Linked DNA regions of Mus musculus: region 1 is linked to region 2. A link is a contact called in ENCODE POLR2A ChIA-PET data. All regions are on one chromosome and are shown on one strand. The core of a region is the stretch at or near the end of the contact, and the rest is flanking DNA. Distances in the headings are between cores, read along the strand shown.

The links. ChIA-PET counts read pairs that join two places held with the same protein, here RNA polymerase II (POLR2A).
Region 1: POLR2A ChIA-PET joins it to region 2 with 38 read pairs in Patski. The contact joins the promoter of Ccdc39 here to the promoter of Ttc14 in region 2. POLR2A ChIA-PET finds 5 or more read pairs at or near these places in 3 of 5 experiments (Patski and embryonic stem cell).

The regions. Positions count from the first base shown.
Region 1 is chr3:33,843,007-33,848,482 of GRCm38, forward strand. It overlaps Ccdc39 (coiled-coil domain containing 39), which reads right to left and starts at 1,304. Exons shown (of 20, transcript NM_026222.2): 1 at 1,099-1,304. The coding sequence starts at 1,188.
Region 2 is chr3:33,797,526-33,802,741 of GRCm38, forward strand. It overlaps Ttc14 (tetratricopeptide repeat domain 14), which reads left to right and starts at 2,658. Exons shown (of 12, transcript NM_027619.4): 1 at 2,658-2,911; 2 at 3,431-3,555; 3 at 3,666-3,865. The coding sequence starts at 2,754.

The DNA of each region.
Region 1 (5,476 bases), core at 54-2,553, 44 kb after region 2:
CTCCAAACCTTCAATTGGCGGCTATGACTCGGGCACCAGCAGTGATCTTTTATCTGTCCTAATATTGATGGTCCTTAAGGGGAAATGCCCAATCCTAACCAGAGGGGAGAGCAGAGCAAAGCAGAGCAGAGTAGAGTAGAGCAGAGCAGAGCAGAGCAGAGCAGAGCAGAGCAGAGCAGAGCAGAGCAGAGCAGAGCATTCCAAACGTTCCAGTCTTCTCAGAAGATTTACCCAAAAGTCTTTTATGCTCACTTTCAGAGGGCAGAAAATATTCTCTTCTACCTTGTCAATTTGCACAAATCTTCAATTCTTGGTTCCCTCTTCCCCACACCCTAGTACCATTTCGTGGGACTTTGGGTGACTGCTAAAGATGCATTAACTTTGTGGAGCCGGTTGCAATTAAAAAAACAAAAAACAAACAAACAAAAAAACGACTTAAACTGCATGTATTTTAGTTGGTGCAGGTTTGTCCTAACAATGTGAAATATTTCACCATCTTGTGACACCTCGATTCTCACTCTGAAACTCTATATTGCATACTTCACTAAAATGTTTTCCTTGAAAGCACCTCAAGCGATTTTAAACATCACAGAAACACAAATGCTGGCAAGAATGTGTCTTGTGTGTGCACATGTGTAAATGGTGGTTACTAGGAAACACCAAAAATGCATTTGTGATCCTTAATTGGATGGGAAAGGCCTGCTAGCTGGCACCTGAAACAGCTGGAAGAGTGAGACTCGGGTTTTATGGCCCTGAATAGAAATTGTTGCTTCGATAAAACTTTCAAATGTGTAGTAACTGATAGGAGCAGGAGAGAAAGTGGGGAGGCCGGAGTATCAGATCTAAGTGATGAAGTCAGGCCACAAGAGGTGCAAATGAGCAGCGCGGCACCTGTACGTGGGACTTGGTCTTCCCTGGCCCTCCCCCGGATTCCCACTGGATACCCACCTAGCCCAGCATCCTCTATTTACACTCCTTACCTAGTCTTTACCTGGTCATCCATTGGCAGTCCTGGCGGCGTTCAACCAGCCCTTTTACCATTCCTCAGCTGTTCCCCTCTGGTCGTCTCTCCCCTAAATCCCACCCGGTCCTCCTCACCTGATCCTCCAGGATCTTGTTCTCCTGATTGGCCACGGGGATGGCGAACCCATCTTCCCAGTGCAGCTCTGACAAGAACTCACTGCACATGGCGTACGAGGCTCAAAGGAATCACAGACAAGCCACCCAAAACCGTTCCCTGGAGCTCGCAGCCAAGCCTAACCGTCTGTATTCCGCGGCCCTAGCAACAGCCAGGCGCCCTTAGTTACCAAACAGGAAGCACTCAGGCTGGAAGGCGGAACTTCCTTTGAGAATTCCCTTGTCCTTTTTGCAGCCGGTAGAATTTGCTTGCCTGTGTCTGTGAGGCACAGCTCTCTTTGCACGGATAGATACACTCCCAGGACTTCCAAAACGTGCAAATCTGGAAGCTCGGGTGCTCCAGAGGACCACAAAGTTCGGGGATGGAAGGCATAGGCTCCTGGGGTGCCAGGATGGTGGACTACAGGATAGCAGGATGGACGACCACCAGATTGAGGGATAGTATAATACCCAAAAGTGGCTTCAGATTTGTTCTTAAGTCATATATAAGGGACCATGATCTGGGAACACAGATCCAGGCTGCCCCAAATAGCATGTTCTCGCATGGAAACTTGCTTCACTACGTTTTTGTAATTGCAGAAGAAAAGGAAGCAATAAATCAAGGCATTTTTCCAATGCATTGATGAAAACATCACCAAAGACTGTTAGTATTGGGTTTGAGATGGAAGCTGAGAAAACTCACTTTAGAGATGGAAATTTAAAAATTAAGGCTTTATTTTCTGAGTGCTCAGGGAGGCAGCCAGTTTGGGATCTGAACCACGTACGGGGTGGGAGATTATACAGCATTGTTATAGGATGGTAACACAATTCAAAGTGGGGAGCTGGTGGGAACTGCAGCGTTATCCAATTGTATTTTGACATTATGTGTTAAACATGGGAGTACCTGTTGGGAGACTGAGCCTGTACAGAGCACCTGGCTTCAAGGTCCTTAATTCATTCTCCAAGACATTAGGTCCAGAGCTAAGAGTGATAAGGGGACAAAGACGCTGGCAGGAGCATATGAACTTGTTTAACCCTGCCAGCAAGACAGAGAAGTTGTGCCTGAGATGTCTAGACTCAACCGTTTACAACAGAAGATGTTCAGCTATGGGGAAGCCCCTGGCTTCCCTGGGATCTGGGACCTTGAATTTACTTTATCCCTATGATTAAATGGAGTCTGAAAACGAAATGGTACTGCCTGGAGTAAGTTTCCTTTGCTTCTTCCCAACAACAGCATAGTTGGGAAGTCAGTGCTATCCATAGGTTTCAAATACTATCTGGTGACATTCATAGCTTTGGGGTTGGTGAAAGCTAGTGGTTTGCTAAGTTAGTACAGCCCAACAAGCATTACCTGGTCAAATGGGCAATGAACGGCTGGCTATTAAGGAGACTAAAGATAGCTCAAGATAATTTGGCTCTGGGTTTCCAACTCTACACCATCGAAGTTCTGATCAAGTCAGTCAGCTTTAACATAAGAGCAGAACGGCATCCACAGCAAGATGCTCACAGCACAACACTCCTACCTACGGCCCATCCAAAAGGTGAGCTGACAAACATAATATCCCAACTGCCTTCCCAGTGCCAGTTGCTGAGTTGTGTGTGTTCCACACACTAAGCCAGGGAGAATAGTATGCACTGGTATTTGAAAAGTTAATTCACTTCTTAAATTCTTTCTGATTGCTATGAATCTTTGCCAGGTTCAACCCAAGCCCAATTGTGGCAGGCCAGGCACCCAACCAGCACAGCAGTACAGCTCCAACAGCTGGCTCTTGCCATTGCCCTATGGCCTCTCTAGAGGCATCCCCTACAGGACTTCTGGTGTCAGGGGCTAAAGGCAGTAATTGTAGCATCTCAATTATCTACAGCAAGAGTCAGGGACAAGAAGGAGATGATGCAGGGTATCATGGCTAGCTCTGTGGGCCAGCTGTTATAATGTGTACCCTGTTCCCCCAAAAGGAAGCATAGCTAAAGGCAGCTCTAGGACACCTCACATGATTAACCCTACAACCTTCTAGTTCTGCAGAGGTGGCAGCTTAAAGACCAGCATCCAAAGCTAGTATAGAGAAAATATACACCAGAAATTCTCCAACTTCCTCCCTCCTCCCCACAATCTCTCCTAACACAGATTGATACACAATAAACAACCTGTGTGCAGGACACAATAAACAACCGTGAAGTTTGTTTAGCTGAGATAAAGAGCACAGAATGGTTTGTTCCTGGTGATTAGCATGACCTAACAGGACTGAGCTGTGTTAGGCAGTGCTCCACTGCTGGACCTCCTTTGCTACCCCCTGGGATGGGAGCCTTCAGGCAGGTACCTCCTCCTGGCTCTGCACACCCACAGAGCAGTCACTGCAGTCACTTGCTCCTGGGGCACTTGTCAACCACTGTCTCTTTGGTCTTGTTAACTGGATTTTCTTTTCTCCTGTCACAAGTGAAGACATATCTCAGGGGTTTTCTCTTTTAGATTCTTGAAGAGTCAGGTTTCACAGCATACCAGAGCTGAAAGAGGCCTTCAAATACAACCCAGCCAAGTACTTTATATATCTGCAATGCGGGAAGGTCATTTGATTCTTTCCTTCTTTAGAAAGAACAGTTGACTTCTTTCTCTTTTTTTATCTATAGTAAACTCTACATGTGTCTATTTGGATAGGTGGTGTATATGCAAATATTTGTTATATTTAGACTATCGACAATTATCAGTAACAGACGTGTAGCCCAGCGATGTAACAGCTGACTGACTGTGCAGTTCTTTTTTCCGTTGAACTCTTGCAGGGCCTGTAAGTATTTCTCTGACTCGTTGGTGTGATGGCAGCCCAGTGTCAAAACCTGGCCCACTCCAGTCTTTACTGTACAGTCTTGACCATGTGCTGCTGTTCTGGTCCTCAGCAACTTTCTGCCAGTCCCATGTTGGGATCTGTAGACAAAAGCTAACACACTGCTTTGTTCATTTTACCAGCTTTACAAAGGAAAAACCAAAAAATCAAACAACAATAACTTACCAGACATTAGACTATTTATACATAGTTAGTATTGAGTTTTATTTATATCCATGTTTAAATTGTGAATGTCTGTACCTGCACACATGCTTTCCACAGATAAATGGTATAGGGAAAAGAACACTGGCTTTTGAAAAGGTTTCTGAGCAGGGGACATACCCAATGCTTCTCACGGGTTAGATATTCCTCTACTCCCATGCTACGTACCCACCAGAATGTTGCTTTTGATGATAGATAATACCACAGTGAATTCTAACTTAGCTAATCCTACTGTTACCTTGCTGAATTTAGTTTTATAGTTTCTTCCTTATATTAATTTTTTAGAATTCTATACAATATATTTTGTTCCTATTCATCCACAATGCTATTTCTTCTTATTGTTATTTAAGATGTAAACTCACTATGGCATGAACTCACGGTGATCCTGTCTCAGCCTCCAAGTGATGGAATTACAGATGTGCACTACTCTGCCTAGCCAGTGCTATGACTTTTAACCTTTAATTAATTTGTATGAACTGCACTTATTTCTTCTGGATAATGTGTTTGCTGTGTTGGTGAACATGATTAAGGAGACCGTGCTCTGGAAGCCTCCAGAGTTGACCTCATAGCCACCTGGGAGGCCCGTTTCCCAGGCGCCATGTCTTCAAGTGCTTCTTCATTCACCTCGTTAAGTCTGTACTTTTTTTGAGATGGACTTCTTTGAGATGTGGCAGCCAGGGACTTGAGTACAGTGCATGGTGTGAGCTCCATCTTCTTTATTTTGCATCTTGGTAAGTGTGGACATGGTAACCTAGCCAACATGAATCCTGATTATGCCCAGGCTTCATACAAAACACCCTGCACATGTCTAGACTCCATACTGGAGACAGCATACTGTCAGAATCATGACCATCCCTTGGAAATCTCTAAGATCCCTAAGGGCAGCTCATGAAGAAAGAGGTCCTGTGCACCACTAAGGTTGCTGCTGCTTCCTGCAGCCACAGTACACCAGGCCTCAGGGAAAAGGAGCTCGGTTACAAGGCCTGGCAAATGGAGGCACCTGCTTAATTGGCTGTAGGTTGAACGAGTAAGCTCATTTATGAGTGAGTCTCATTACCTTAAAATACAGTATTTTTTCACACAGATTCAACCCACTACTAAATTTGCCAACTTTATCTTCAAAATATGTCCGTCACATTTGATCAGCCGCTGCTGTTCTAGAATCAGAAAGTGCTTTGCGTCAGCGTTCACTTATTTAAAGTCTCTCCCTTTATCTAAGCACCATGTTGACCTTGGTCAAAGTTATTCAGTTTCCAATAACAGTAACAAAGTACCTGAGATAATCAACTTAAGGAGAGGGAAGGGTTATTTTGGGGTAATAG
Region 2 (5,216 bases), core at 1,408-3,907:
GGAGCTCCTTGATCCACTTAGATTTGACCTTAATACAAGGAGATAGGAATGGATCAATTCGCATTCTTCTACATGATAACCACCAGTTGTGCCAGCACCATTTGTTGAAAATGCTGTCTTTTTTCCATTGGATGGTTTTAGCTCCCTTGTGGAAGATCAAGTGACCATAGGTGTGTGGGTTCATTTCTGGGTCTTCAATTCTATTCCATTGGTCTACTTTTCTGTCACTATACCAGTACCATGCAGTTTTTATCACAATTGCTCTGTAGTAAAGCTTTAGGTCAGGCATGGTGATTCCACCAGAGGTTCTTTTATCCTTGAGAAGAGTTTTTGCTATCCTAGGTTTTTTGTTATAATGGAGTACTACTCGGCTATTAAAAAGAATGAATTTATGAAATTCCTAGGCAAATGGTTGGACCTCGAGGGCATCATCCTGAGTGAGGTAACCCAATCACAAAAGAACTCACATGATATGTACTCAAAGATAAGTGGATATTAGCCCAGAAACTTAGAATACCCAAGATATAAGATACAATTTGCTAAACACATGAAACTCAAGAAGAACGAAGACCAAAGTGTGGATACTTTGCCCCTTCTTAAAATTGGGAACAAAACACCCATGGAAGGAGTTACAGAGACAAAGTTTGGAGCTGAGAAGAAAGGATGGACCATCTAGAGACTGCCCTATTCGGGGATCCATCCCATAATCAGCCTCCAAATGCTGACACCATTGCATACACTAGCAAGATTTTGCTAAAAGGACCCTGATATAGCTGTCTCTTGTGAGACTATGCTGGGGCCTAGCAAACACAGAAGGGATGATCTCAGTCAGCTATTGGATGGATCACAGGGCCCCCAATGGAGGAGCTAGAGAAAGTAGCCAAGGAGCTAAAGGGATCTGCAACCCTATAGGTGGAACAACAATATGAACTAACCAGTACCCCGGAGCTCTTGACTCTAGCTGCATATGTATCAAAAGATGGCCTAGTTGGCCATCACTGGAAAGAGAGGCCCATTGGACTTGCAAACTTTATATGCCCCAGTACAAGGGAACGCCAGAGCCAAAAAGGGGGAGTGGGGGGGAGGGGAGTGGGGGGGGAGGGTATGAGGGACTTTTGGGATAGCATTGGAAATGTAAATGAGGAAAATACCTAATTTAGAAAAAAAAAAGATCTGAGGCCACACCTTAGGTAGCCACATTAACCTTCAGTGTTATAGCTTTATGCCTTTATTCTTATCTGTCTTCCACAAACAAACAGAGTCACTCCGAGCCAGGGCGTATTTTCATCTTTAGAGTCTAGTGTTTGTTACAGGATATACATATGTGTTTACTATTTTTTGTTTGTTTTTTGGTTTTTGTTTGTTTGTTTGGTTGGTTGGTTGGTTTTTCGAGACAGGGTTTCTCCGTGTAGCCCTGGCTATCCTGGAACTCACTCTGTAGACCAGGCTGGCCTGGAACTCAGAAATCCACCTGCCTCTGCCTCCCAAGTGCTGGGATTAAAGGCGTGCACCACCACGCCCGGCTTATGTGTTTACTTTTAAGATGAAATTTGAAATCACAGTAAAAGTAGGGTTAGAAACCAAGCAGTGAAAATCTGTTTGGAATATTCTGCTTTCTTCATTTCCTTCACCATTTTCGTACCCTGTACCACCCCCTCCCAACAGTTCATTAAACTATTCATATTTCTTTAAAGTTTCTTGGAGAGTTTTTAAGTTAAAAAAAATGTAGGTGGGGTTGTAGCTCAGTGGTAGAGAGAATCCTTGGCTAGCATGCTGAAAACCCAAGCACTAACCAACTCCCTCACTTTCCATTGTACCCCCTCTGGTCTGGTCAACTATCCAGTGTCCTGTCCCTTTCAAAAATCACGTATTTGTCACGAAAGAAAATGAATTCGAAACCCCTGTAACTGGAAAACAAACAAACAAACAAAACAAACAAAAAAACAAACAAAAAACAAACAAACAAACAAAAGCCCTGATGGTATGGGTGTGGTGCCCAGGTGTAGAACAAAGTTGTGTGGGGTTATGGGTTACACTCGGTGTAGAGCTAGCACTGAAGTGTAGCCAGCAAACGCTGGCCAGTTTTAAGTAAGCCACCTAAAGCACTCGGTACCAGTGTGTACCAGGCAGCCCACAGATATCACCCTAGTAGTAGGCAGCTTATCCTAAAACTCCTACAAAGCCACGCCAGAACAGAGCATGCGCGCTGCGCTTTAAAGCTCTCCGGGCTGGTGACAGCCACATCCCTCTAAAAGGCAGCGAGAAACAAGGTGGACACGCCTCCAGCCGCCGCCAAGTCAACTGTAGGTCCTTGTCTGTCTGCCCCACGTCGGTCTAGCAGGCAGCTTTCCTGCGACCGCCACCTTGAGGCAATCCTGAGGGGACGCGGGCGCCGCCCCGGGCAGACAGGACTGAGGAAACTTCCTCCGCGGCCGCCCAGCCACCCTTGCACCGCTGAACTCGGCAGCACCCGGTGAAAAAGAGACCGGAGCTCTGGCCTTGGCGACCTAGGAACCACACAGCCCGACGTACGTGCTAAGCTCAGGCGTCCCCACACGTCACACCTCCAGCCTTACTCCGCCCTCGGCGCCAGACCCGCTTCGCGCTTCCTGCGGGTTCCCGTAGTCCCGCCAGGTCTCGCGAGACTGAGGCAGCTCGCCGCCGCGAGCGCTTCCGGGAGGTTAGCGCGTCCGGGCAGCTTCCCTCGGCTTGCGGGAGCGCGGGCTCGGACGCCGGAGCCTGGCGGGCTCGCCATGGACCGCGACTTGCTGCGGCAGTCGCTGGGCTGCCACGGCCCGGCCCTGCTGTCGCTGCTGCGGAGTGAACAGCAGGACAACCCGCACTTCCGGAGCCTGCTGGGCACGGCGGCCGAGCCAGCCCGCGGCGCGGCGCCTCCTCCGGGAGCCGGCAGGTATCGGGGCCGTGACCCGGGCCGGGGCGCGGGGCGGACAGGAGGGACCGAGCCCCGGGGTGTGTGACCAGGCACTGGCTCCGGGCTGAATGGCCGGGATGCGCCTTCCGAGCCGCCGCCAAAGCTTCCCTGCTCCCGTTTCCAGAGAGAACGGGCTTAAAACTTCTTCCGGAACTCAGTGGGTAAAGTCACTTTCCATCGAGCGGCCTGACCTGACCGATTCCCAGGCTTCGCAAGGGTAGGCGAGAACCAATCCCAGCCTTGTCCTATGATCCCCCAGTTGCACACGGTGGCACATGGACGCCACATCACAGCACTAAATAAATGCATACTGAAAAGCTAAAATAAATAAAACTTCCCCTGGAGACACTAAGCAGGGTTGGGTGATGAAAACTGCCGTACACGAGTTTGGATGTATGAGAGCGTGGATCAGTGAAAAAAAAAAAAAAAAATATATATATATATATATATATATATATATATATATATGTACATGTATATAGTCACCTTTCTTTTAAGGAAAGAGAAGAGAGTTGACAACATTGAAATACAAAAATTCATCTCTAAAAAAGCGGATCTGCTTTTTGCACTGTCTTGGAAATCAGACGCATCTCCACCCTCTGAAGTGCATGACGACAATGACAGTAAGTTTAGTCTGAGAAGCTTTTCAAGATTTACTGGTTAGTTTAAAGCATTTTATCAAAGGAGAAGGAAGTCAGAATGATCGTGGTGATTTGGTTTTATTTTATTCCAGATCTTTATGCGGTCATGCCACCCTTAGAGCAGTTCATGGAGATGCCAAGCATGGACCGGAGAGAGCTCTTCTTCCGAGATATTGAACGTGGTGATATAGTGATTGGAAGAATTAGCTCTATTCGGGAGTTTGGTTTTTTCATGGTGTTGATCTGTTTAGGAAGTGGCATCGTGAGAGATATTTCGCACTTAGAAATCACAGTAAGTCACTCTACACTCATCCCATGCAAAAATTATGTGCTTATCCAAGTCTGTTTACATTTACCTGGTAGGATATTGGGGGGGGAGGGTTAAAGATAAGCTGAAAAAAAAAAAAAAAAACAGTAGTTGTTCTTACCAAAAGCCTTAGAGAGCTGGACATTGACAGTACATGCCTTTAACCCTAGTTCTCAGGAGGCAGAGGTGGGCTGAACAGAGGTGGGTTCAAGGCCAGCCTGATCTCTATAGTGAATCCCTATCAAAAAAAAACAAGTACTAGAGTGTTACGTTTCCTCCATTGTGGGTGTTTCAAGGTTTGGAGAACTCTGTTTGCAGGTCAGTCTCCTTTTTGACATCATAGAGATTAGTGGTTGTGATGATGTTCATTGGTATTCTGAACAGATATCTTGTGGTTAAACATATGCTTAATAATTGCACATTAGATGTTCGTATGTAAGTAATCTAGCAAGTCCTTCCTATCATATTAAACATATAACATTCTCTCTCTCTCTCTCGCTGTAATAACGTGCTTGCCTCCGTTTGGAGTGCTTCACCCCAACACTGTTCATGTCGGCTCTCTGTCTCACCATGTGAAGAGAAGACATATACAACAGGAGGGTGCACACCTCATTTAAAATGCTAATAGCTTTTGTGTCTTGGTTTTTGGGTTTTTTTTGTTGTTGTTGTTGTTGGTTTGGTTTTGGTTTTTTGGGGTTTTGTTTGTTTGTTTGGTTTTGGTTTTTTGAGACAGGGTTTCTCTGTGTAGCCCTGGCTGTCCTGGAACTCAGAAATCCGCCTGCCTCTGCCTCCCGAGTGCTGGGATTAAAGGAGTGTGCCACCACTGTATCTTGGTTCTTAAAGCTAAAAAACAAGTTTTATTGTGGTTGGACACAAAATGTAACAAAAAAAAATTCTTAAATTTAAGTCACTGACATGTCTGTTAACAGTTGTTTAAAGCCATCAAAAAGAATGAAAGTATGCTGGATGGCCTGAAAGACCCTGTCTCTGATGAAATAAGGCAAACACAGAAAGACAGATATCACATGTTCACATTGTGAATACTGAAAAAGACAGTAGACTAGAGTGGCCAGAGTCAGAAAAGGGGGAGAGGACTGAAGGAAAGTAGGTAACTGCAGCTGGATTAGGATGAGGTGTTCTGGAGCACAGGAGGGTGGCTAGTCTATGACCAGAAAAGAATCTGAAGACTAAACCCAAAGAAATGGTATCTGTCTATTACTAATTATACCAATAGGATAATGGTATATGTGTATTGATTTGCTACCCTGTAAACACTATATAATTGTACCCTGTAAATATGTATAATTATGGATTCTTAAAAAGGAAATAGTGTTAG